2 separate regions of the Homo sapiens genome follow, and region 1 is linked to region 2. A link is a loop called in an ENCODE intact Hi-C map of the cell type or tissue named here. Cell type or tissue: heart left ventricle. All regions are shown on one strand. Each heading gives the region's core, and the rest is flanking DNA. Links, peaks and the distances in the headings are about the cores only. Region 1 overlaps ARID2 (AT-rich interaction domain 2). Region 2 has its middle 32 kb from the start of ANO6.

What was found. Hi-C counts contacts between places; a loop is a spot of excess contacts. Peaks named below come from ENCODE experiments on the same cell type or tissue, not always from the same donor. Only the 100,000 strongest peaks of a DNase experiment are listed, where the experiment ranks them.
Region 1: a loop joins it to region 2, with 2.1 times the contacts of the local background. A loop is called at or near these places in 7 of 110 quality-filtered maps.

Annotation. Positions count from the first base shown.
Region 1 is chr12:45,744,537-45,747,359 of GRCh38, forward strand. The region is part of intron 3 of ARID2 (AT-rich interaction domain 2); the gene reads left to right. Among named protein-coding and RNA genes, the nearest start is that of ARID2, 16 kb to the left of the region's middle. In heart left ventricle, for the core only: a CTCF peak has its summit at 1,529 (motif pointing left); no DNase peak of the experiment used is centred there.
Region 2 is chr12:45,182,215-45,185,037 of GRCh38, forward strand. It overlaps the pseudogene PLEKHA8P1. Among named protein-coding and RNA genes, the nearest start is that of ANO6, 32 kb to the right of the region's middle. In heart left ventricle, for the core only: a CTCF peak has its summit at 1,230; no DNase peak of the experiment used is centred there.

The DNA of each region.
Region 1 (2,823 bases), core at 170-2,669, 560 kb after region 2:
GCTGATAAATTTGGAGGAAAATTATCTTTCTTTTTCTATCTATGAAACAGTTTTTGCTCTTTTGTTCTTTGCTGGCCATTGATTACATTACTTGATATTTAATAATAAGGCAATAATTTAAATTATTGCTTGATTTTTATATTCTCAAGATGAGAAATAATTATTTTAGTCTTACAAGTCTTCATTATAGGTTAATGAACCCCCTAAAGAAGAAAAGCAAATTTGTACTTTAATCACAGTCAGAAATCTTATGTTTGTTTGCGTGAATCCATTTAAATTCATCAATGCTAAATTAAATGTGTTATGTTTTTACATAGTATATTTGATCCTCACAATTAATCATAATTTGGTTATTGAAAAAATCTTCCTAGTTCTGAGAATTGCTTGGAACATCCCTCCTTCTTTGGCCCCCTCTTTATAAACTATGGAGGTTAGCTTAAATGTGTGTGTTTGTGCAGGCACGTGTGTGTGTAAGCAGCACTCTTTAGAGTTTTAAGCAAACTGTTTGGTGATTTATTGATCAGTTCTTGCTCATAACCAGTCTTATAGGAATTTACCAAGCCTTACATATTTAAAGGGCTAAGTTGAAGTGGATATTAGCTATTGTATACAAACTTAATGTTTTGTAGAAGCCCAGTAGTATAGCTTTCAGCACCTGAAAATTTAGATTCCTAAAGACAGGAGCAAGAAGTGTGTAGTTAGCTATAATTGGATATGGCTACTGAATTTATTTATTGATTTGTAGTATCGTCAGTCTTAATACTAGAAAGGATTTTAAGAAGATGGTCTAGCCCTCTGCTTTCTGGAAGGGTAGAAATAAGGATACTTTTCCAGGTAGGCCTGCGTGGGGATAATTGACTTGCCTAAGATTATTACTACTGAATGATGGAAGGGAAAAGTAGAAACCAAATCAGATCTGCATTTATTACACTAACCACTCCATTCTGTTTTAAAAGGAATAATTTTAGAAGACTATCAGAGATTTCTTTGCTATATAAAACGGGGCCTTTATTTATTATTATTATTTTTGAGACAAAGTCTCACTATGTCACCCAGGCTAGAATGCAGTGGCGCAATCTCGGCTCACTGCAACCTCCACCTCCTGGGTTCAAGTGATTCTCATGTTTCAGTCTCCTGAGTAGGTGGGACTACAGGCACACAACAACATGCCTGGCTAATTTTTTTGTACGTTTAGTAGAGACAGGGTTTCGTCATTTGGCCAGGCTGTTCTCGAACTCCTGGCCTCAAGTGATCTGCCCGCCTTGGCCTCCCAAAGTGCTGGGATTACAGGCATGAGCCACTGCGCCTGGCCTGGTTTTATGTTAAGATGATTCTGCTGACTTATACTAAGAGAGAAAAAACACTTTTTACTGCAAATATTCTTTATATTAAATATTTTACTCGTAAAAACCTAAACTTACATATTTGATAAAGCTTATATATTTGATAGTTGTTTTTTTTTTTAAATAACCAAGGATACTCATTTAAAGGTTAGTCTAGTACATAATTTTTTAGATGGAGACCTCTACTGGAAGTATGAAGTAATAGATAGATTCTGGTTTGATTTTTTTTTTTTTTTCCTTTGGAGACAGGATCTTGCTCTGCCACCCAGGCTGGAGAATGAAGAGTAGTGGTGCAATCATGGTTCACTGCAGCCTCAACCTTCTTGGCTTAAGAGATCCTCCTACTTCAGCCTCCCTAGTAACTAGGACTACAGGTGTGTGCCACCATACCTGGCTGATGTGTAAAGATTTTGTAGAGACCAGGGCTTTCTGTGTTGCCCAGGATGGTTTCCAACTCCTGGCCTCAAGTGATCCTCCTGGCTTGGCCTCCCAAAGTGTTGGGATTGCAGACCTGAGCCACCCACCCAGCCTGATTCTATTACTGTAAATATCTAGACAAAGGGATGGTAGGGAGATATGTTTTAAAAACAGTCAATGTAACATATGCTAAAGTTTTTTTTTTAAGTATTTTTCTTATGAAACTTTAATAGTATACTTTTGGTTTATGATACCATGTTGAATCTTTTAAAAAGCAGACTATTAAGTTTATATTTTTTTAGCTAACATTTATTTAATTTGCCATGTGCCGGGCACTGCACCAAGTGGTAACTCATTTTCTCTTCACACCTCCCTATGACATAGATACTGTTAATATCCTGGTATTATAGATGAGAAAACAGGACAAAGGTGTTTAAGAACCTTGCCCAGGTTCACACAGTAAGTTCTGGATCTAGTATTTTTTTTTTGAGACGGAGTCTCGCTCTGTCACCCAGGCTGGAGTGCAGTGGCGCGATCGAGGCTCACTGCAAGCTCCGCCTTCCGGGTTCACGCCATTCTCCTGCCTCAGCCTCCCGAGTAGCTGGGACTACAGGCGCTCGCCACCATGCCCAGCTAATTTTTCTTTGTATTTTAGGTAGAGATGGGGTTTCACCGTGTTAGCCAGGATGTTCTCGAACTCCTGACCTTGTGATCCGCCCGCCTCAGCCTCCCAAAGTGTTGGGATTACAGGCGTGAGCCACCGTGCCCGGCTGGACCTAGTATTTAAACCTGGAATCTAGGCATATTATACTGTCTTCCCCCAATTCACATGAATATAATTTTATTAAAAAGTATTTGAAGATAAGGACTTCAAGGGAATAAAAATATGAAAATGGTTAGGGTAGTTGTGGGATTGTGGCTTTTTATTTTTATTTAAAAAATTCTTTAATGTATCTTTTTGTAATAACGTGTGTGTTGCTGTACAGTTTATAGTTTATTTTTACAAATATTTATCTCAGTGGATTTTTGCAACAACTCTAGGAAATAGGTATTATCCTCTTGT
Region 2 (2,823 bases), core at 74-2,573:
GGGTTTCACCACGTTGGCCAGTCTGGTCTCGAACTCCTGACCTCAAGTGATCCACCCGCCTCAGCCTCCCAAAGTGCTGGGATTACAGGTGTGAGCCACCGCGCCCGGCCAACTCCAGAGTCTATTTTCTTAACTTGTACTTTTAGCCATTCTAATCTTCAATCCCAGTAGTGAAATTAATTGCATAATGCCTGCCAACAAGAGAATCCGAGCTCTTTAGGTTTCTAAAAATCTCATTAGATTGTTTTTACATTTACTTTTCGGTCAATCTTGAATTATCTAAGGGAAGATATGTATATCTAGCCCTCTTGGATTACCTACATTATTGCTTTGCTAACTTTTTTTTAATCCCTTAGGATTCATGTCCTATCCTATCAGGGAAGGAGGGAAACCAGAAGAGGTAGAAGATAGATCAGTCAGTTGTGCTACTATAACAGCTTTGAGTACAGCTGAGAGGCTTTGAAACTAACATATAAAATTAAGCTTCAGGATTATCTGCTTCTTTAGTACTTCATTCATCTGGATATAATGAGATGAGTCAGCCAGTAGCCAAATCCCACTTACAATTGTAATGTAAGTATTAAAAGGAAAAACTTTACATATTATACTTCTGCCATTGTTGCCCAAATAATTTTGCATAATTTATGTTTTTTTATGGTTGGAATTCTGCAAATATAATTTATGAATAGCATTTAATTGCTATTAAATTATGAAGGCAAGCTAATATATTAATTACTTTCATATCTATTTTTTCCTCTTTTGCTTTACTATAATTTTTCAGAAACTAGCCATATTAATAATCCAAAAGTTATGCAGACAAATCAGAATCTGTCTCATATGTGATGATTTCTAGACATGATGATCCACAATTTCCCTTGATATTTCTTTCCTGAATTTTTCGGTACTCATTGAAGGAATTGCTCTTTCATATCTAAATCCTATTCCTGTGGATGAGACGCATTTCTTACTGCTCCATCCCTGGGAGAAAGAGTAGCTTGCCATAGGAACAGGGAAGGGTTACTTTATATACTATGAAATGTTCTGAGTTTTATATATGTGAAAAAGATCCAGAAATTAAATTTTAATAAGCCTCCAGATTTGGGCAGCAATCAAAGGCTTCCTCTATAGCAACAATTACACACATCACTGATCTGAGATCAAATATTTATGTCTTCTCCTACATGCTAGAGAACTAGCATTTTGCTAGTTACTGTTATTACCAGGGCAATTCAATAGAGGGCAAAAGAGACTAAAAATGTCATTTCACATTGGAAATTGTAAGAAAAAGCAATAACAAGCCTGGAAAAGATTAAATGCAATTGGAAATGAGTCTAAACTGAAATAAAATACTGTATTTTAGTAGATTTTAGTAGGGCTATAATTTTAACTTCTACTAAAAAACTGTCGTTTTGCCTATCGCTGAAAAGAAGACACAAAAGAAGACAAAAAGCCTGATGCTAGCAGGAAACAAAAGCTCTTCCCCATTTCCTAAAAGTACTTTCTTTTCTAGAAGTATATTGTTTGAAGGAGACTCTTCCATTATGCCTTGGGGAAAATGTAACCATTTTTTAAAAAATGAAATATAAATTATTCTCCCCTTTGGAAAAACTTTGTTTCCTTTGGTGTTGTTAACATAGAAGGCAGTGAATAATTTCTGCTCATTGCAGGACCCCATCAAACAATACCAATGTCTCATTTACCTTAAAGGACTAGAGTTTGCTTTGCATTGCCAGCAATATCACTGCCACCATTATCACCACATTATCAATTGCTATACTGTAATATCTTTGGGTGTGCAATCTTGCAGTAAATGCTCCTGCACCAGGTATTTTTCCAGAACTATTATAGAGCTACCTTTGAAGAATTTGTGATTTAGGAACTTACACTAAATTATTATATCCCCATCTTACATGACTTTATTTCTTTTCTGTTCACATTTCTGGTGATTTTACTTGGTTTCAAAGAAGCTATAAAATTCTGTTATTTATTCTCAGTGGGTTCCAAATACACAACCCAACTGGCCTCTCTGGGACCTCAATCTCCACTGGGGCCTCTAAACTAGGAATGGCTGCAGTGAGGATATGGTCCTTGGATGAAGTGCTTGTATAATCCAGATCAGCAGGCAGGGCTCGGTGAGAAAAGGGAACTGGTCATGGATGGCAGGCAGTTCTAAACGAATGGCCTGCCTGGCCAGAATTCAGAAGAGGGAGAGAACTCGGGCTCTACCTGAGTCTGGAAAGGCTTCACGGAGAAGGATCTTGAAGCAGGGATAAGGTTCACAGGGGGCTAAGAGTGGAGGAAAGTTGATCTCCAGATGATGTAATGTGAAGTAATGGGTAGATGGAAGGAGCCAGAAATGTTCAGGAAGCTGTAAAGAGACCTGTCTGGCGATGGTAGTGTTTATGAAGACAAGAAGTAGGAGGTAAGGGTGAACAAGCAGGTTGTAGCTGGCCTTGAATGGCAGGCTCAGAGATCTGAATTTTATTCTCCATTCATGTGGGAGTTGCTGAAGATTTCTGAAATAGGGAAGTGACAGGATGAAAGTGCTGTTCAAAGAAGATGAATGAGGAAGCTAAATGATAGGGCCCAACTCCCCATCTCTCTGGGAGGGTTAGATGCTTAAATTTGACAAATGCCGATTAGCAAACCCAGATGGATTTCACATAGATCCATTCCCCTTCCAGCTTTTTATGGTTTTTCACTTCCCTAACTCTGCTCAAGCCCTTGCCATGCCCCCTTCCTACTCCCTCATTCTCCCTTTGAAAAGCCCTATCACCAGCCACCCAGCCTGCCAGCTCATGCCTGTAATCCCAGCACTTTGGG